Linked DNA regions of Homo sapiens: region 2 is linked to region 1. Evidence: read pairs that join two places in POLR2A ChIA-PET (ENCODE). Cell type or tissue: MCF 10A. All regions are shown on one strand. Each heading gives the region's core, and the rest is flanking DNA. Links, peaks and the distances in the headings are about the cores only. Region 1 has its middle 68 kb from the start of FOXB1. Region 2 overlaps ANXA2 (annexin A2).

Region 1 (10,953 bases), core at 2,886-5,385:
GCCAGGAAACATGAAGCCCAAATCAGTACCCAACTGTCAGAACACCATTGTCCCAGGTGTGGGGCAGAGGAGAGACAGGGGAGGGGTAGGAGGGCAGCCACTGGATGTGCTTCCCTTAGATAATCTCTGTTTTGATATTGTTCTTATTTGCATGAGACTTGTAAAAGTCTCAGATAATTTTGGAAGTATCTAGGACTCAAAATCCAACCTAAACAATAAATAACAACTTTGTAAACCCTTTAGAATTTTATTTACGTATATAGAAGCTCCCAGCTAGTCACAAGTCCTTTTCATTGATTCATCCAGGCAAGCCACCTAAAGTAATTTTGCTTGACAGTGTTGTGTCACTTTAGTGGTCAGGATTCTTCAGAGAAACACGATAGATAGAGAAATAGGTAGATAAAGTAGGTAGGTAGGTAGGTAGGTAGGTAGATAGATACATAGATAGACAGATAGATAGATAGATAGATAGATAGATAAATTTATTATAAGATATTGGCTCACACATTTAAGGAGGCTAAGTCTCACAATATGTCCACTGTAAGCTGAAGACCCAGAAAAACTGGTAGTATAGCTGTAAGGCCTGAGAGCTGGTAGGCCAATGATGTAGATTCCAGTCCAAGATGGAAGGCATGAAAACCAGGAGCTCTGTGTGCAGGAGAAGAGTGACATGCCAGCTCAAGAGTTTGACAGAGAAAGAGCAAATCTTCCCTTCCTACATTGTTTTGTTCTATCCAGAGCTTCAACAGATCGGATGAGGCCCACCCACACTGGGGAGGGCCATCTGCTTTACTCAGTCCACCAATCCAAATGCTAATCTCTTCTGGAAACCCCCTCACAGACATACCCAGAGAAAATGCTTAATGAGATGCCTGGGCATCCTGTGATCCAGTCGACTTGACACATAAAATTGCCTATCACAGCCACTCTAGTTCAAGTTACTGAAAACATTTATATTTTTATTTCTCTTTTTGCTTCTTTTCTCTACTTCCTTCAGTAAATATTATATGTGTCATATACCTACAGAGTGGCAGGTCTTGTGCTACCCATCAGAGAACAGACGTGAGCAGAATTAGATGGGGACTTAATCTGGGGAGCTTAGAGCAAAGATGGGAAAAGAAGAATAATCAAATAACCTCCCAAATGAAAGAGGAAAAGCACAATGCTAATACATGCTGCAAATAATGGATGTATGGTACCATCAGAGTACAAAATAGGGGGCTTTGTCATAGGGTAGACAATCAAGGAACGCTTCCCTGGGGAAATGATGACTGAGCTAAAGGATGACTCTTCTAAAGGAAGAGAAAAAGTTCGCTAATAATGAAAAAAAATTATACAGCATTTTCAGACCATAAAATATTCTAAATGCATTATCGTACTTAATCCTCACTCATAATTTAACTCATATTTATTCAGCCTTTATCACATGGCAGAGGAAGGGTGGCATTGAGATCTTCCTTTGAAAGAGAGAGACTGGCAGCATGACAGGGTAAGGGACCTAGCAGAGAATCAGAGTAATTAATAAGGACCGGAATTTTGATATTTCTACAAATGTCTTAGCGGCATTATGGCTAACACTATACTAATGTCACGGAAATATGAAGGAAACAGCCTCTCAGATGTTCATCAATTTCTGCCAGTTCTTTAGGTACTTTGGAGCCATGTTTACTCATGTACGTTCCATTATCAGGATCATTGAAGATTAATACTAGAAGAATCCTTTGAATCCCTTCATCTTACACATGGCGAGGAAACCAAATCACTACATCACTTTTTAATATGCTACAGACTAGGCACAGTGGCTCACTCCTATAATCCAGCACTCTGGGAGGCCGAGGTAAGAGGATTGCTTGAGGCTGGGAGCTCAAGACTAGCCTGGGCAACATAGTGAGACACTGTCTCAAAAAAAAAAAAAAAAAAAAAGAAAGAAATTAAAACAAACAAAAAAAAAGCACGCTACCATTCAGACTTGTCACTAAATCAGCTCTTTTTCCAAGTTTGTCCAAGTTAAGGACTTTTTATTGCACCATGGATCAAAGTTCAAACATCATCCTCAGCAAATCCTGAAGATCAAATTCTACATATCGGCTTACTAATTGGACAAGTGCAACTTCTGCCCACCAAACCAGCACCTTGGAGGAATTTGAGCGTGGCACTTAGGCAACATAAGCAGAAAGCTCAGTAGCAGAGCATTTGGTTCTGTGGCTACTTCCCTGGGATAAAGGGGAACCAGTGCTTGCACGGCAGATAGAGCCAGGCTCTTTTCTAATACAATCCCAACATTTCTCTCACAAGGGAGAAATATGTGTTAGGGTCAAATAACCCAGAGACAGGATTGATTTTTCTGATTGTAATGGAGGCCTCAATGATCACACTATTTATTGGGCTATACCTGATCCCTAGGTACGACCTGTCTTCCTGTATTTCTGTACTCACCAATCTGAGTCTGAACTTAAATCAGACCAAATCAAGGAGGAATCATTCATATTTGAGGCAGACTTTTTATTTCTATAAATCTTAAAGGTTATCTTCTTGAGGCTGGGTCCCCAGCTGTCATATAAAAAGATAAAAGATAATGTACCAAAATAATCTGATCTTTGACAAGTGAGATTATCAAAGATTATCAGTCTCAGAACAAGTGCTTGGGTTTATTTTTTATGTGGCCATGTGTGATCTAAAGTTAAAAATAATACAAGTGGATTCAAATTCATGGCTAATTGTACATCAAAATGAACTCACTACAGAGTCATTTAAAGCATAAAAATATAGAACTGTTAAGAATTCAACTTATTGGCCGGGCGCAGTGGCTCACGCCTGTAATCCCAGCACTTTGGGAGGCCGAGGCGGGTGGATCACGACGTCAGGAGATTGAGACTATCTTGGCTAACATGGTGAAACACCGTTTCTAATAAAAAATACAAAAAATTAGCCAGGCGTGGTGGTGGGTTCCTGTAGTCCCAGCTACTCGGGAGGCTGAGGCAAGAGAATGGCATGAACCTGGGAGGTGGAGCTTGCAGTGAGCTGAGATTGTGCCACTGCACTCTAGCCTGGGTGACAGAGCGAGATTCGGTCTCAAAAAAAAAAAAAAAAGAATTCAACTTATTAACCTAAGAAATAAGAAGAGCGGAAAAGGGGAAAAACAAATAATTATTGAAGTACCTACAACAATCCAATGAAATAGTTATTCTCATTTTCAGTTGAAGAAATTGAGTTTGAGAGAAATTAAGTAATATATTTCCTAGACCCCAAACTTCTTAAAGGCAAGAGCAATAATCTTATTTATTTGTCTATCAGCCAGCTCCACATCTTCACACAGCAATTGCTCCATAAATGTTTCATGATAGAGTAAACTGGCAGAACTACGGCTTGGACATGGATCGATGTGACTCCAAATCCCAGGTTCTTGCTGGTCATGCTGCTTCTACAGCTACAGCAGCGAGAAAACACTGTTGAAATTCAGCTACAGAGGCCAGGTGTGGTGGCTCACGCCTATAATCCCAGCAGTTTGGGAGGCCAAGGCGGGCAGAGCACTTGAGGTCAGGAGCTTGAGACCAGCCTGGCCAATATGGCGAAACCCCGTCTCTACTAAATATACAAAAATTAGCTGGGCGTGTTGGTGGGCGCCTGTAATCCCAGCTACTCAGGAGGCTGAGGCACGAGAATCACTTGAACCTGGGAGCTGGAGGTTGCAGTGAGCAGAGACTGAGCCACTGCACTCCAGCCTGGGCGACAGAGTGAGACTTGGTCTCAAAAAAAAAAAAAAAAAAAAAAAACCAGAAAGAAGTTCAGCTACACTACAAATAAATCAAAAAACAGCTTTCTGATTTTCTCAATTAGACTTCATAAACATTTATTGAGCATCACTGTGTGCTTAGTGTCGTGCCACACATCATGGGAGGCACACAAAATGTGGAAGGCATGGTGTTTACGTTGGAAGACTTTCCATGCTAGCTGATGAAAAAATTCCTGATGATTTATAGATGAGTCAGAGAAGCACTTAAAGGAAATGTACAAGCACATGTAAGGCGGCCAAACTACACAAAGGAATGTTGAGCTAAATAAAAGAAAGAAACAAACTCTTGTGGGGCTAAGTATGGAACAAGTGGAGTCTTGAACCTGGACCTCTTGGGAAGGGTGGGAAGGACAGAGGGCACTGCAGCTGGAAAAGTGTTTGAGTGATGGTGGGTGAGTGGGAGGGGGAAGCTCTGGTCTGCTGAGGTCAGATTCTTACTTCAGGGCAACAATTTTGAATCAGAAAGGGAGAACCGAAGGTTTGTTGCCGGGGGCCTTGAAGCAGCTTGAGGCAGTTGGGATCAACCTGACAAGTTCTCGTATATTGTCAAAGGAGCTTGCAGGCATAGTTGCAGAAGATGGCTGTGGGAGTATCACGCCAAATAGAAATCCAGAAAACGGTAGAGCCAAGAAAACACAAAGTTTGGGATGACAGCATAGGGAAAATTGATCCATGACAAATTTCTTCAGAGAACTTTGGTGACTGCCACTCATATAGGTTGGTCTTTCATATATATATATATTTATATATATATGTGTGTGTATGTGTTTATGTGTTTTTTTTTGTTTTTGTTTTTGTTTTTTTTTTTTAGTACACGGTCTCACTCTGTCACCCAGGCTGGAGTGCAGTGGCGCAATTCAGCTGCTATGGCTCACTGCAGCCTGAACCTTTTGGATTCAGGTGATCCTCATACCTCAGCTTCCTGAGTAGCTGGGACTACAGGCATTTGCCACCATCCCTGGCTAACTTTTGTATTTTTTGTAGAGGTAGGGTTTTGCCACATTGTCCAGGCTGGTCACAAACTCCTGGGCTCAAGCAATCCACCCACCTCTGCCTCCCAAAGTGCTAGGGTAACAGATGTGAGCTGCCAACCCCAGCATCTTTTAGATATTTTATATTGACTTACAAATGTTTTGGTAACATGAAGACAGTATCATACCTTGTTAGGTCAGAAACATAAGGGAAAACAGCTTTCCAAGCAATTCAGTCCATTTCCTCTGCCTTTTGCAGTTCTTGGGAGTATTACATGCATAGCTAGTTCATATTCTCATAATTATAGAATGTTAGAAATAGAAGAGATCTCAGAAACCATCAGTCCAATCCCCATATTTAGAAAATAAGACAACCTTAACCCAGAAAGGTTTTGTGCCCCTCCAAGATCACACAGCTAGTTAGCAGCCACTACATTTTATTCCCCGGGCCAGGGTAACAATTGCTCAGTATTGTTCCATAATCTGAGTTCAGTTTAGTAAATAACATTGGCCCTTAAACAGACATATGGAGCACTGCACCATAACTCTGTTGTCACAAACTTTCTTCCTCTCCTAATGTTTGATCTCCATTTTCCCTTTTTATTAAAATTTAGAGGTTGAGGATTACATCTTATTCATTCCTGCACATCAGCACTTAGCATCATGTCTGGCACATAGCAGGTATGCAATACATTTTCGTTGAGTTGACCTGAATTTGAATCACTGATTTTCATGCCCGCGCTCTCAGGGGCTTTGGTGACTTACTTCATTTTTTAAAATAAAAGAATTATCAGATCATTGAACTGGAAGGGACCATAGAGATTAACTCTTGCTCTACAAGTGAAGATGACAAAGCCCAAGGAAGGTAAAAAGATGTATCCCAAAGACAGCACTCATGCTGGGTTCCAGACCCTATTTTCCAGATTACATGATTTGCTCTTTGGTAGAAAGTATTATATTTTTTCAATATTTGCATGTTGGACAGATTCTAGAATATCAGCTTTTTAAGGGGAACAAAAATCTACAGAGTATCTTGTGCTCTTCTATGAAACTTACTGCCAGTAAGTAGGATAATAAACGTCTTAGATGGCCAAATGATTCTGTGACAAATGATTTCAGGGAAGAATTTCCCACTGAGCATGGGCTTGAGCTCACTTTGAAAACATTCCATTAGTAGGAAAAACTGACTCTCAGAGAGGCAGTGAAATCAAAGCTGGAAAAAGCCAAGACAACTGGGGCCCCAGAGTTAGATGTGGGTCCAATACTGTACAGATCAATTGCTCTAGTCTATGCTTCAGCCAACAATAATAGCCCTACCCTGACCCCCTGCTTACTTCCTGCTAACTTGTGACCTAGGAGAACCAAGTGTGAGCATGAGACCAGCGTAGGCCAACCTATCACTGGAACTGGGAAACAACACTCCCCCATGTCTGGCTGCATGTGGCCAGAGCATCCTCTCCTAACACAAAGGGCTGGCCATTAATCCTTCCCGAGTGGAAGGTCAAACAGAGGCTGCCCTGCAACGCTCTGCTGGTTTCATTCAAGCTCTTCATGGCTGTGGCCCTAAAACTCTCTTCGCACTGACAATGTCTGGTGGAGGAGTCATGGGCTGAAGTGGTTCTAGAAGCCACTTGGTCAATGACAGGGCACTCACAGGAAGTTTGGCTCTTAACTTGGAGGCTATATTAGTCTGCTAGGGCTGTCATAACAAAATAGCACAGATCGTGTGGTTTTAAACTACAGACATTTATTTTCTCACAGTTCTGGTGGCTGGAAGTCCAAGATCAAGGGGTCGGCAGGTTTGATTTCTCCTGAGGCCTCTCTCCTTGGCTTGCAGATGGCCACCTTTTTGCTGTGTCCTCCCATGGCCTTTTCTCTGGGTGTGCGCATCCCTGGTGTCTCTTCCTCTTCTCATGAGCACACTAGTCATATTGGCTCAGGGCTCCACCTTTATGATTTCCTTTCACCTCAATTATCTCCTTCAAGGCCCTATCTCCAAATACCATCACATTGAGAGTTAGGGTTTACCTATGAATTTGGGGGTACAGAATCCAGTCCATAACAGAGGGAAGCCAGCCTCTCCACTTTGCAATCACTGGTGTGTCTCTTCTTACTACTACTTAATTTTCATTGGTCTTTTCTCAAAGAGACATTTGTGATTGATTTAGAAAGCAATGGAAAGAAATCATCTGCTAGTTGAGTTCTTAAGTAAAGCTGTTAAAACTGCAATTAAAAGGGAGAAAACATAAAAAAGAAATCACCTTTCCAGAAAGAATAAAACAGTATTTGTGTTACACTCTGCAAGGTCAGGGGCATAAACACACAAACACGTGAAGGGGAAGAAGCCAGGAAGTTCTCTTAACAGAAGTGAGCAACTTTGCTGGCAGGCTGTTGAGAGCAAGCCTTGTCTGCCTGATTTACACAGGTACAGAGAGAATGGTCTGGAGGCTGCGGGCCTGCTCAGCCAAACGCCCATGTGTGCATGAAATTAGAATGTCAACATTTGATTCATGCTGCCAAGCTGTGACTGTGAAACAAATTATGTCAGTGGGTGGCAACTGCAATATTAGTCTAAGCAGATAACATTTAACTATAAAAAGGGGCCCAGTCTTCCAGCCTTCTCTCTTTTATTATTTTAAGATCAACATTGTTAGACCTAGATGGGATAAAATTTTGAGACAAAGGAAGATGTTTTATGTGGAGGCATGGGTACTTTAGGCCAGAACACATTGCAATTCAAGAGATGTTTGCACCTAACCATCTTGTTGAAATCTAGCAGTCGGGTAATGGCAATGATGATTTTTACAAACAACCACCACCCACTCAAATGAGTTCAAAGTAGATGACTGTGTCATTTGTGGGATAAACAAACCGCAATTAAATAATCTGCTTCTTATAAAGATAGCCTTTGATTCCTAAGCAGAAGCTAGTAACTTTGTCCTTAAATGCATTTCAGTAAAGGAAGTGGCCGATACCTTGAAAGAGACAGTGAACAAATTCTTCCAACTAATTTCCTGGGTTCCACGCAAAGTAATTTCTCCAGAGTGAGGTCTGTACAGATGTTTGTGTTGAAACCTGTTATTTTCTACTCAGCTGACTTAAGCTGGTGCCTGTTGAAAATAAATTTTAAATTAATATGCCGTTAAAATTTGCTGAGGGACTTCATGTAAAAAGTAGGGGTTTGGTCGGTGTGTATTTTTTCTTTAAGACTTTCTTGGTGAAGCTACGCCTGCCTACAACTTAAACTTGACCTACGAGATGACGGTTTTCCCATGAAATGAAGCGCACATCTATCTCCATTTGAGGCCCACTTCTTTAACCAGCAATATGGCAAAACATCAGTTTGAAGTTTTATTCCATTACAAACACCCATGTAGTTAAAGTTAATGCTGTGAAAAATCCAACTTGTAGCAGTGAACTGTTTATAGAAGGAGCATTCACTTAGCAGTTAAGCCAGGCCAAGACAACACCACAGGATTCATGTGCAGAGAGGCTATGGAGAGCTTTTTGGGGGAAGGGACACAGCAAGAGATGAGTGTCGCTTAAAAAACTGTTGACTAGTTTAAAACAGTTTTACTTCTGAAAATGAAGATACCCTCGCATCTCCTCATGGTTAAACATGAATACCCCTTTGGACTCACTGCGTAGAATGATGATCTCCATTTTCTCCTGCTATTGTTCTCATATCCCCACTCATAGGTAACTATGTTCAAAACTTTGTAATTGCAATTTTCCTCTTATGAAAGCACAGAGTAAAGGCCCAAGGGTTTTGTCAAAGAGGAAGCATTCGTAGAATATGGTTCTCTTAAACAGCATTCCTATTTGATGAAGAGGACTGTGGAGAGAGAAAACTTTAAAATTCACCAGTAAATCTTTTGGCGCTATCATTTTTTATTCCAGTTCCCTTATACCAGACAAAAGCAACACCATAGCAAGATCATCAGTAGGTTGATTTTGGAATTGCTTATCTTGTTGAATAGGGCATATTTCTCAAGACATTAATAAGTAGTTCTTCTCTTTAAAGCTGGGTGTAGTAGGCTATAAACTCACAAAGGAGCAAAACAGATTTCTCAAAACTAGACATTGTAGGGCAGCAAGCCCAGAATTTCTATTTTGTCTCCAGTACATGGTTGATGAAGGTGGGCATGTAACCCCACTGATCTGGTTTTTGCCTACATGTACAATCCCTGAGCTGAAACATTCTCATTGTCTGAGGTGTTTGTGAAAAACGGCGTCCGTGGAAGCCCTCTGAAACAGATCATTATAAAAGGGAGAGGTGTGAGGTAAAATGCCTGTCTGACCCACCAGTCTGGTCTATTGCTTCAGCCATGGCTATTGATGCAGAAATGAGCTCTACTGCTGCCTCTCAGGCAAGAATTTCCACTTTGAAATTTCATTCATTCTGAAAACACCCCTTGGTTAGGCCATATTTCCTTTTCATTCAGTTGATGTCAGAGCCTGCCAGCCACTTTAAAGCCTTAACCTCTTCACAATCATATAACACATTCTGCCGTTTATTTCAAAAACAATTCACAGACCGAAGGGAATATTTTCTCTCTATGGGGACATTGCAGGCTTGTAACTTCTCCATCCTCTGAAAACCATAGAAGAAAGTTGGCATTATCACCCGCAGTTAACTGTCAAATGCATTTAATGCTTTATCAGGAGAACTAGGGACAAAACTGTTCTCATCACACCATGTCAGGAAAGTAAATTGGGGTTCTCCACCATGTAGGAAATTTACTTTATTCCTTCAGTCAGAGATGTAAAAATTAGGAGATCAGAGAATGGAATAAACAATATTTTGATGTAAACAGATGATCAACATGAGAGGAATGACCGTCTGGTCACCCGGGGGGTTTATTCAGTTAACACTTCCACCCCTTAAAGACAATGGCGTGCAATCAATGCATATAGGGCCTTTCAGGCCCGTTGCTAAGTGATACGCAGTGTCAACAGAAAAATGCCGGATGTACAGAGGACTGCTCCAGGCCCAGGAGAGATCAACACCCTCTGATGATATTTTAAACTTAATTCAGTTCCCGATGAAGATTGTGACAGGTTCCGTGGCCACAGCAGAAAAGATGTTTGCACTTCAAAATCCGACTTCGTAAAGTTGCTCTGCTGTGTGCAAAGAGTGTTTAATTTGGTAACAAGTGAATCGTGGCCCAAACAGTATTTGGTTCAAATAGGAAAAGGCACCCAGCAGGGGCATCCTGAATATTCATTTCTTGCAAGGCACAGCAGTCATCTTACAATCTCTGCTTCAGTATCAGAGCTGCTCATTTGTCTCAGATTGTATGTGCATTCTCTCATTTTTTCATCTCTAAAATCTATTTTAGGAACAGCCCCTGAAGCCATTTTCAACAGCTTCTTCAGAAATTCTAAAGAAAGGGAAGAAACTTGAATAGGATCACATCACCCCATACAACCATGAAAACCTGTTTTGTGGGGCATTCTTGAAACCAGCCCAGAAGCTCTTAAGAGTTTTTGTATTTATTTACCCAATTCTTTCTCTCCCTTCTGTATCCCTCAATAGATTTTTATATTCAAATGCAAAAGATTTCCATGTGCACTGAAGATCCATTTATGTATTGGTTTAGAAGATCAGGCCACGATGTTGAGAAATGCAACTTTTTCATAAACAGATGTTTACAAATTCAGTCTTTGTGTTAGGAAAAGCATACTCACCACAAAGAGTCTGTTTTCTATATTTGAAGGCAAAAATCCTTTTGAAAAAACCCCATATCTCTAAAGTCCAGAAAGCGTTAACATCAGATATATTCCTCCTCAAAGCCACTTCCCAGAGTCATCTTACCAAACCTGTAAAATGTTTTTCTAACAAGGCACTAGCTGATCCTGCATCCCTGGGTTGCTGCTGACAATAAACACTTGGTCACAAAGGCTCTGAGAGTCGTGTAGGCAGGAGGTGATGAGGAACACGCTCAGTGTAGTCAATCCAGGAAGCGCTGTTCCCCTGGCCAAACACGAGCCTTAAAAGAGCCTGAGTCACATAATTTTCAGTGGGCAGGTTTGTCCTTTTTTGTCCCCAAGAGTTTGTTCTGTTCATTAAACCAGTAAGAGCCCAAGAGCATTTTGTCTAGTGGGCTAAAAACTCCTGAAGCCGGGGTGTGTTCACCCAGATTGAGAAGAAGGTGGGGAGAGGGACTGCCTTCTTGACATTTTTCT
Region 2 (10,953 bases), core at 8,454-10,953, 280 kb after region 1:
AAATACTTACTATGATTTGTCTGGGAAACATATTGTAGGTATAAAAAGTCAAAAAGAAAACAAAGTCAGGGGGTACCCATAAAAAGATTCCCTTCCAGCTTCCCATCGTGGGATGTGGGCTGTTCTGGTAATGCGAGAAGAAATGGTGTCAAATCAGACTGAGATTGGAAAATAGGCTTTGACATTGAGCAGGACCTCATTCCCCATTCCCAGGCCCAGTCAAGAAGACTTTTCCAGGGGTACCCAATACTGCTGTGGTCAGTTTTTGATCTCCTGCAAACACTCGACTTCCCAATCAGCGGTCAGACACTCCAGGTGATATATGGGGGCTGGGCACCATTTCCCATCACCTGGGAACTTCCTCTTTCCATCTCTGGAAACCCAGCTCTCCCAGGGAAAGGCTGTTTGCTTCTCTCTTTCACCCCACAGCCCACTCCTTTGAGATAATCCAGGTATATATCCTGGATTGAACTAGACATTGAAAAACCAAAAGCCACCTTAACTCTCCCATGGGGCGAGGAAGGCCTGACTGTGGCTGCCTAAACACCAACTCCTCTTTGAGAAGGGGGAGGAAAAACTGCCTCTTGTTCTTTCTGATGAGCTTTCTGTCAAGGAAACAAGAGCTGATTCCCAAATGGGTCATCTTGCCAATTATATTAATAGCAATCCGTTCCAACTGGGGTTTCAGGTGATTTCCGTTTTCTTCTTCACACTTTTCTGTGTTTTCCAACTTTCTGCAATGATTATATAATCCTCTTTTAAGAAAACCATACCAAAAAAACAACAACCAAAAAATCCAGCTTTATGGATTGCCTCCTCATGCCTGTAATCCCAGCACTTTGGGAGGCCGAGGTGGGTGGATCACTTGAACTCTGGAGTTCGACACCAGTCTGGGCAACATGGCAAAACTCCATCTCCACGAAGAAATACAAAAATTATCTAGGTGTGGTGGTATGCACCTGTAGTCCCAGCAACTCAGGGGACTGAGGCAGGGACAGCTTGAGCCTAGGAGGTCAAGGCTGCAGTGAGCCATGTCCACACCACTGCACTCCAGCCTGGGTGACAAAGCAAGGATTTGTCAAAAAAAAAAAAAAAAAAAAGAACAAAACAAAAAAGGATTGCCGCCCCTAGAAACTTTCCAGGTGGTTCTCTTGGATGCAATCAGCTACTCTCAACCCCCAAGTGCCTGTGCTTTTCCCAATCACAGCCCTTGTCATTCTGCTTGGCTGGCTTTGCCTTGCTCTTACTCTCTCTTATCTCCATATCCCTAGTGCTTTGTTCAGGGACCAGCACATAGGAGGTGTGTCTATTGAATAAATGAAGTCAATGAATGAATACATGGATGACTGAGGACCAATATTACCTGCAGAACTATAGACTTTAACAAATCTTCATAGTCATATATCAGCTCATGTCTATTCAGACAAAGGCAATTCATTGAGACCAAGATGGTTCTCCAAAACCCAAGACTCCATGGTAAAATTTGAAATCTGGCGATCTCGGAGTAACAAAGGCTTGTTTCAAACATTTCTCTGTTCCTAATCCAAACTCCTTGTTATTTCTTGGATTAATTAATCTTTAGACATTTACTTGAAAGCATAATTGCCTTGGGCTATACATTAGTTCATTCTCACATTGCTATAAAGATACTACCCGAGACTGGGTAATTTATAAAGAAAAGAGATTTAATTGACTCACTGTTCTACATGGCTGGGTAGGCCTCAGGAAGCTACAATCACGGCAGAAGGTGAAGGGGAAGCATGGACCCTCTTCACATGGCAGTAGGAGAGAGACGTGCAAGCAGGGGAAATGCCAGACAGTTGTAAAACCATCAGATCTCATGAGAACTCAGTCACAGGAAGAGCATGGGGGAAACCCACCCCTGTGATCCAATCACCTCCTTCCCTCCACACGTGGCGATTACAATTGGAGATGAGATCTGGCTGAGGACACAGAGCCAAGCTGTATCAGGCTGTAATGGATTACAGCTGAGAAAGTTCCAATTTGTCCTCACCAACTGTTTAAAAACATCAGCCACCCTCACAGCCAGGTTCCAGTGGCATTACATGTTTTTTCTGGTTTGTTTCTTATTAGTAGAGACCTGGTGGTTCAACTACAGGTCAGCAAGGGGGTCAGGGGTGTGTTGGAGGAGGGCCACGATCATCCCTAAATATTTAGCTCATTTCCTTCACTGATTTTAGGGGCACAAGAAAGTCCTCTTGTACCCCAACCATTCATTTCCTAACTCTTCTCATGCCTGTACTAGGAGGACAAAACTTCCATTCCAAGATAGAAGATAGGGTGGGTCCTGCAGACTCATCCCAGGGAAAAGGACATGGGCTAACAGCCATACCAAGGAGTAGCTGGGAGATGCCCTTCCCAGAGCAGTAAGGAGGCCACCAGAGTCCTGGGAGCAGCAGGAGGCACAGCTGTCCTACAGACCCTGTAAGGAGACCAGGAAGACTTAAGTCTACCTTTGACTCCCTCCCAATTTTGCCCAGAGCTTGCCTAGCTTTTGCACCGAATGCAGGCTATTTAAAGCTGGAATTGTTGAGTTTGGATTTCTGTCAGGGATTTCTATCTGGTTCCCTCTCCTCTAACATTCTACTGCGAGGAACAAGACCGAGAGGCCTGATTAGGGACACAGAGCTGGGAACAGCACAAATGCAAAAGAGGACTGGCAAAGTGTTTTTGTTTCAGGGGAAAGTGTTTTTGTTTCAGGAAACCTGCTGACATAGGGAATGCTTCTGTTTTTCTGCAGAAATGCTGCCTTCAGTGGACAAAATTCAGCCACAATCAAGCTAATTGAGTGCACAAATGTAATATTTTTCCAGGGCACCTCCAATTTAATGCTTGATGAAATTGTGTCTTTCGCATATATTTACAAAAGCTTTTCTTCATCCAGAAATGTCTGTTAAAATTGCTTATAGATGCTGAGATAGCAAATCACTCTTCTAATGTAATGAGGTAAGTCATCTCTATAAACTTTGCTTGCTCAAATGTACTCGCGTAAAAGAAATCGGGCTACAAGCTTTTCTCAATAAATAGAATGAACAACTAGAACTTGATGGCTGTAGCATGTTCTGCCTCACTGCTAAGGGATGTTTAAAATTGCTCGCACTCTCTCTCCTCGCTCTTGCAGCAGAGTTTTCATTTTGGTAGTTGATGGAAAAAGGAGGTCAAATAAACCGATGTGGATAAGAAGCCAAAGCCGTTTGTCAAAACACAGGGAGAGGACTGGAGACGGGAGTCATTTAAAAACTAAAAATTGATTTAAAAGATTTCTGTCCTCAAATCATTTGTCTTGCTAAATGTAGCCATTTTGTGAGCCTGGTTTTCCCTGCTGTAGCTATATTTACTAATAGTTTATACCATGGGAACTTCACATACTGGGGAAGATTCATATATACAGCCATTTGTGCATAGCCCAGTAAAACTGGTCTGAAGATCAAGTCCATGGAGAAGTCAAGACCTTTCGGGGTTCACCCATTTGTTTCTCAATAAGATTTGCCTTCTAACTTTTTTAACTGGAAGGGCAACTCTGTAGCAAAAGGCGGAAAAGACCATCTCACACACACCTAGGTCACAATACAGGGCTGTCATGTATGGCTGCACAGGTTGTGCACTGCACAACACCAAGGGAGGTATCATTCACATAGACTACAACAGGATGAGTGTTCTCTGGGGTTGTGCAACATGATGGCTCTGCCCAGCCCCACCAAGGCAGGGAGAAAAAAATCATGTTCTTGATCACAGTGTTACAGTACAATAAGTTTTCATAGCTACATTGCATCAATTACCTTTTATTCCTCAAAGAATAAAATCAAAGTTCTTGTTACCAACTCACAGCCTGCCAGGTACCCTTTTCCTTCTCTTTGCAAAGTAAAATTTCTGGGGAGAATAAGTCAAACCTCCAGATGGTTCTCTTTATTCATGAAACAGTTTGGACAGCTTGACTGAAGAGGACAGGCTGAAATCCAGAAGAAAATGGGACCAAAATTCAAGTGCCCTGGCTGTGAGTTTTGGAAAACACTGGACTGCCATTGCTTTGTATAGAGGAAAAACAGTAGACAGTGTTTGAAACAGTTCTCCAAGCGCCTTTCCTATGTTGGCCTGCCCTTTCAACTTTCCCACATACCTGTTGGCCACACCAGTGGCCAGACTGTCCTGGGCACAGTGGGAGCGTAAGTTTCCCCATATTCACCCCATGGCCTTGTCTGCTCCACACCACTGCTCCCTTTGCAGCCTGAAACACACGTATGATTGAGAGGTAACAATGCCTAAATGTTCACTGATCTGAAACACTGCTCCTGACAGTCTCTGCCCAGCCCTATCAATTCTGAGTTCAGTATAATTTGGGGTTAATGAGAAAGGTCCTGCTTCTTAGGCAGTTCCTTGAACTCTGCCCAAGCACACAGAACAGTATATTCTGTGATTTGGGGCATCCATTTTAATATGTATAGGCAGGACACATTTGATAAAATACCTGATTTTTGCATAACCTGCTTTTTAAGGACTATCTCAGGGGCCTTTCACATACGTTATGGGCCACTAGTGACCCAAGAGCCATGCTCGATCCAAATTTCCATCTAAAGTTTGCCAAAGGGCCAAAATAGCAGCCAATCAGCTCACGGATGTATTTGGTTTGGTCAATGCCATGTTGTTACGACTGTTGTTTGAATTGAATTTGAATGCCTCAAGCAAGGCAGGCATTCCCCATTTTCCCCAGATTCCCCACTTCTGTCCAACCTGCCCATTTCATACATTCATTTCCATTACCTACCTAGTCCCTGCAGATGACTGAGTGGGCCCTGCATCAGCCAGGTGCCAAAAATGAGTAGTTGACACACCCTCCACTAAGGAGAAGGGTTAGGAGGAGTAGTCAACTTCCCCTCACTCCCAGCCCTCTACCCTGCTTATGGGGAGCACTTGTATAAAAAGGAATCTGCAGAACCCAGTACCAGCAGCCTGGGGACAGCACCTTCACATTTATGAACACAGATAGATACATATATATACATGCGTATGCAGTCTATCCATGAAAATGTACTGGAAACCAGGCGACTCCAGGGAAGGCCACTGGCTAGTAAGGGAGAGACATAACTTTCCCTGTACAGAAAGAAGTCTCTGAACTTTTTGACATGTGTACCATTGTATCAGCGACCTGTCATTCATTCCCAGACCCTTAAGAACCTGCATGGAGTGCTTTCTCCCAGCTGTAAAACCTCACCTTAGATTTTAGTGTGCAGCTCAAATTGTTCCTTTTCTCTATCATCTTTCTCAATCCTCCCAGTCAAAAGAAATCCCTTCTCCGTGCTTCCCATCGGCTTGTGTTGGATCTCCTTTGCCAGAATGCTGTAGCCTGCCCCACCCTGCCCCACTGCTCTCTCCAGTTTGTGGCTGCCCCTGATGCTTATTTTCACCTAATTAACCTGTAGAAAGATAAGCAGATAAGGGGTCCCTCTGGGACCCTTTTTCTCCCCCATAGGTCCTCTCATGCCCTGGGCATGTACTGCTGCCCAACAGAACTTTCTATCGAAATGTTCCCTGCCTGCGCTGTCCAGATATACTAGCTGCTGACCACATGTGAAAGCTGAGCATTCGAAATGTGGATTGTGTGACTCAGGAACTGATTTTATTTTATTTTATTTCATTTAAATTTAACTTAAATAGCGACACTTGGATAGGGGCAACCATACTGTACAGCTCAGTCCCAGAGCTTTCTTCCTACAGGGACAGCCTCACCAGCTGAACCCCAAGCACGTTTAATTTTCAAACAATTCAGTTGAAAGCAGGGCCACAAAGTACGTGTTTCTAAAGTACAAATTCAGTTTATTCATCTGTTTATGACACAGTACACAGGAGGCAAAGTGTTTCACATCATAGACTTCACTTCCAACTCCTTGGAATGTTCATTTCTTTGGCTTACAGGAGAGACTAGACAGGAAGGCCAGGCAATGCTTAGGCAACTAAAATGAGGTTGGGGGTAATGCTAACGTCACCCTCACAGGGATGGCCACGGGGACTGTTATTCGCAAGCTGGTTTTCTAGACCTGTTAGCTGGAAGCATGGTGAGCACCATTTCTGGACGCTCAGGCCGTGTCGGGCTTCAGTCATCTCCACCACACAGGTACAGCAGCGCTTTCTGGTAGTCGCCCTTAGTGTCTTGCTACAATGGCCCAGGAAAGAAAAGAAACGTGGTATCAGAAAAAAGCCCAGACTCCTCAATAACACAGAAGTAGCCTCAACGCACAATGAAGCTTCTCCCATGACAAAGAGAAGACTCTGCAGGAGACCTGCCCTGATACAAAGGCCTGGAAGGCCACACCCAAACCATTGCCAGGGAAGCCTCCAGGAGTGTGGTCGGAGGAGGTGCTGGGGAAGACACTCAAGGCTCCTTAGGACTGTGGGGTGGAGGGAGTGCAAGGTGCTGAGGATTGACATAGGTTAGTGACCAGGGCTGTTCTTACTGCAGCAAGGTCCTACAAACACCCTAACTTTCCTCTCTCGTCCTCGTCTTTCCACAGAAAACAGGGTACTTTCCTAGCTCACTCTCCTATTTCCTGCATTATTAAGGTCAAGTGGAAATAAGCTGGTGAGGTGAGGAACAATTACTAAGAGTCTAACTGGTCCTTTGACTTTAAACATGTGCCCTAATAAACCTGGCTACAAAAAATCCAGCTCTAACTTTATCCTTGCTAACCATGGGCATGCCTTTGGACATCTGAGGAACTTCTAGAAAGGGGAATTGCAAGGGCTGTCTGAAATCTACACAGTGGTACCACTGTGAATGCCATCACTTCCTTACTGCAAATGCGACATCACATCAAAACAGACAGATGCTAAACTGATTGGAGAGATGGGAGTTCTGAATAACTGAAAGTTGTTAGGCCTATCCCAGAGGATTTTTCAAGGAACCAATGCATAATAAAAGTAAAATGTGGCCGGGCGCAGTGGCTCACGCCTGTCATCCCAGCACTTTGGGAGGCCGAGGCGGGCGGATCACGAGGTCAGGAGATCGAGACCATCCTGGCTAACACGGTGAAACCCTGTCTCTACTAAAAATACAAAAAAATTAGCCGGGTGTGGTGGCGGGCGCCTGTAGTCCTAGCTACTTGGGAGGCTGAGGCAGGAAAATGGTGTGAACCCAGAAGTCGGAGGTTGCAGTGAGCCGAGATTGTGGCCACTGCACTCCAGCCTGGGCGAGAGAGCAAGACTCCGTCTCAAAAAAAAAAAAAAAAGTAAAATGTAACTGATCTTCCAAGCCTCTTCGGGATGTCAGCAAGCCTTGCAGGATCATCGTCATGAACACCGATGATCATTGTAGAGTAACAGATGTGAAAAATATAAAACATCTGCCTGATTGTACAAAGTCCAGGACAAATCACAAATGGTGCTTTCAAAATAAATCCCTGATAGTTGATGACTAGCATCTCTTCCCCAGAGAGTCAGAAAACAGAAAATCGCCACTCTGTCATCATTCTGCCAGGCCACCTGCCAGGGCCCGGGGTGCTCTGGACGGCAGGGCAGGCTGACACTGCACCTCGGGCTTACCTGGATATAATAGTACAGGGACTTGCCGTACTTTCTCTTGAATTCAGACCTAATTTTCAACATGTCCACTTCACTGCGGGAGACCATGATTCTGATCAGGACCTTATCTCGCGTCCCCTTGCCCTGAAAATCAAGTTGATATTTGTTACATTCGCTGAGAATGTTATCGTTAAAGAAAGCGTCTACAGGTTGAGCATCCCTGATCTGAAAATCTGAAATCTAAAATGCTCCAAAATCCAAAACTTTTTCAGTGCCGACATGATGCCACAATGAAAAATTCCACATACAGCACTTAACACAAACTGTTTCATGCACAAAATTATCAAAAGCGTTGTATAAAATTACCTTTAGGCTATGTGTGTAAGGTCTATATAAAACATAAATGAATCTCAAGTTTAGACTTGGGTCCCATCCCTAAAATATTTCATCATATATATGCAAATATTACAAAATCAAAAATAAATCTGAGATATAAAACATTCCTGGTCCCAAGCATTTTGGATAAGGGATATTAGGGCACAGTGTACACTGCCTGGGTGATAAGTACACCAAAATCTCAAAAATCACCACGAAAGAACTTATTCATGTAACCGAACACTACTTGTTTCCCAAAAACCTATAAGAAAGGAAAGACAGAGAGAGAGAGGGAAAGACAGAGAGAGAGAGAGAAAGAAAGAGAGAAAGAAAGAAAAAGGGAAGGAAGGAAGGAGAGAGAAAGAGAGAAGAAAGGGAAAGGGAAAGGAAGGAAAGGGAGGGAGGGGAAGGAAAGGGAGGGAGGTGAAGGCAGGGAGGCAGGGGAAGGCAAGGAGGCAGGAGAAGGCAGGGAGGCAGGGGAAGGCAGGGAGGCAGGGGAAGGCAGGGAGGCAGGGGAAGGCAGGGAGGCAGGGGAAGGCAGGGAGGGAGGGGAAGGCAGGGAGGCAGGGGAAGGCAGGGAGGGAGGGGAAGGCAGGGAGGCAGGGGAAGGCAGGGAGGGAGGGGAAGGCAGGGAGGCAGGGGAAGGCAGGGAGGGAGGGGAAGGCAGGGAGGGAGGGGAAGGCAGGGAGGGAGGGGAAGGCAGGGAGGGAGGGGAAGGCAGGGAGGCAGGGGAAGGCAGGGAGGGAGGGAGGAAAAAAGAAAGAAAAAAAAAGACAAGACAAGAAAAGAAAAGAAAGAAGAGCATCTGGGAATTCCAAACACACCAGGCTGTAGTCAGCACAGACTCCCACTCTATGCCACCATTCAATAAATATATACTGAGCACCTACTACTGCAAGGCTCAGTTCAAGCAGTCTGAGTCTCCATATGTAACAAGAGGTTCCTGACTCTTGCAGGCTTAGAGGGAACATGCCAACACATTTCTATCATCGCTCTGTGCCATTTCTAATGATATGTGCAATAAAGACCACTGAGTTTACTTCCAGAGCATCAGAGCGAAGGCACCAAGGGGTGCTATTTGATATGGAACTCAAAGACAGATGGCAGAGGCAGCACAGACAAGGGAGATGTTCCAGAAGGAAAATGCAAAAGCCTAGAAGCCAGAAAACACATGGCACACTTGAGGTGTAGAAAATGGGATGGGTCTACGGGAAGAGGTGGTTCGTTTAGGGAAGGGTTGTGGGGCTGTCTTTGGGGTCTGATAGACCCAGGTTCAAATCTGTCTGTGTAACTTCAAGCAGGCTGAGGTATTCTGAGCTCCATCTCTGCATTTATAAAGAAGATAATCATAAGCCTCAGAGGTTGTTATGCAATGATTTAAGGTAAAATAGTAGCACTTGTCCACTGTATAGTGGGTGCTTAATAATCGCTCCCTTCCTCGCTTGTCTTGACTCTGGCAGTAACAGGAAGAAATCACGGAGAAACCTAAGCAGGGATCAGACACGACTACCATGTCGCATTTTCTCTCTCCCATGGCACTTTACTTTTTGTCTGTACGCAAATACATGTTCAAGCAGCTGAGAGAAAGAAGACAGATTTGTGGTTCTCTCAGCTGTCACATACAACCACAGCTGACTAGTGTGTTCCTGCATCCACACAGTGGGGTCCCCTTCCTCCATCCATGAATCAAGGAGACTCAATTTGGGACCCAAAAGAAGAAAAGCTGAGTGTGGAAACACAGCTCTCTCAGCCAGCTGCCCTTACCTTCATGGAGTCATACAGCCGATCAGCAAAATACAGGGGCTTGTTCTGAATGCACTGAACTGTGGAGAGAAGAAAGGGAGTCAGCGCTGCAGCTGCTCTGGTCTCTCCTCTACCAATGAGAGAGGATGCCCTGGCCCTGGGCCACAAACCAGAAGTGACCTAATGCAATGGAAAAGGGCTGCAAAATAGGACAGGCTAAGGGAAATCTAGAAATCCTCTGCAATACTAAGTTCCACCACGGTTTTAAACCAGGGGTCTCTGAGGCCTGCAGAACCCAAGTGCATACGTGAGTTTCCACAACACACCCCTCTCTCCTCCTGTTCTCTTACTCCTCCCTGGCAACAATCTGTTACCAAGTTAGGCCTTTCTTCAGTTTTATATTCTGAAATCTATACAATTAAGACTGTAAAACTATCCAAAGCATGCATAGAAGCCACACCTCCCAAACACATTTGGATTAACAGGATGGCCATCTGTCACTTCTGCTCTGGTAGCTGATGTCTACCAGGAATGGGGGCCACATTCACTTACCCAGGTTCAGGAAAGCATTTTCCAGGTCTCCTTTAACCTCTTTCCTGATGCTTTCCAACATGTCATAAGGGCTGTAACTCTTGTACCTATCAAATACTGAGGAAAAACAACAAAGAGTTATCAGATCCGAGCCACTAGTCAAAGCTGTCAACGATCACCCACCTAGTTTTATGCACCATAATTTTTTTAAAAATTGAGGATGATCACAGCATCCTAGGAGCTTAGAGGTTACCACGGTGACCAGAGCCAACATTGGCCAAGTTTGTCGTGGAACAGCCATACCACCTGTCCTGAATGGCACTGCCCAGGCCACATATTTGGACCATCTCTATCTCCCCTGAGTGGAACCCATTCCATCCGAAAACCATAGGAAACAGTACAGAGCATGCACCAAAGTCCACTACTTCAACAAATAATGGCAAGACCAAATGATCATCAAACAAGAAGGAGCTGCAGAATAAAGCACCAAATGCAGAAACTATTTGCAAGAGAAAAGAATCCAGAATGGGAGAGAAAGGTGAGGGAAAATGGGTGAGCCTATGAGAGTGCCAAGCGGAGACAGAACCTCATTCTGGCAGACTCCATCCCAACATGGACATCCACCCAGCCGCCCCAGCCAGGGCCCCAAGGCACTGAGACTCCCTCAGCACAGTGCCCACCTTTCTGGAGGTGGGGCACGCTCCGCTCGGTCATGATGCTGATCCACTTGGGAACATCAGTTCCTTTCCTCTTCACTCCAGCGTCATAGAG

What was found. ChIA-PET counts read pairs that join two places held together with the same protein. Peaks named below come from ENCODE experiments on the same cell type or tissue, not always from the same donor. Only the 100,000 strongest peaks of a DNase experiment are listed, where the experiment ranks them.
Region 2: POLR2A ChIA-PET joins it to region 1 with 5 read pairs; 2 of 35 experiments call an interaction of 5 or more read pairs at or near these places.

The regions. Positions count from the first base shown.
Region 1 is chr15:60,067,062-60,078,014 of GRCh38, forward strand. No RefSeq gene overlaps it. Among named protein-coding and RNA genes, the nearest start is that of FOXB1, 68 kb to the left of the region's middle. In MCF 10A, for the core only: no CTCF peak of the experiment used is centred there; a DNase peak (open chromatin) is centred at 4,040.
Region 2 is chr15:60,341,521-60,352,473 of GRCh38, forward strand. It overlaps ANXA2 (annexin A2), which reads right to left. Exons shown (of 13, transcript NM_004039.3): 9 at 10,863-10,953; 10 at 10,204-10,299; 11 at 9,673-9,731; 12 at 7,555-7,677; 13 at 5,631-6,169. The coding sequence ends at 6,110. Among named protein-coding and RNA genes, the nearest start is that of ANXA2, 51 kb to the right of the region's middle. In MCF 10A, for the core only: no CTCF peak of the experiment used is centred there; no DNase peak of the experiment used is centred there.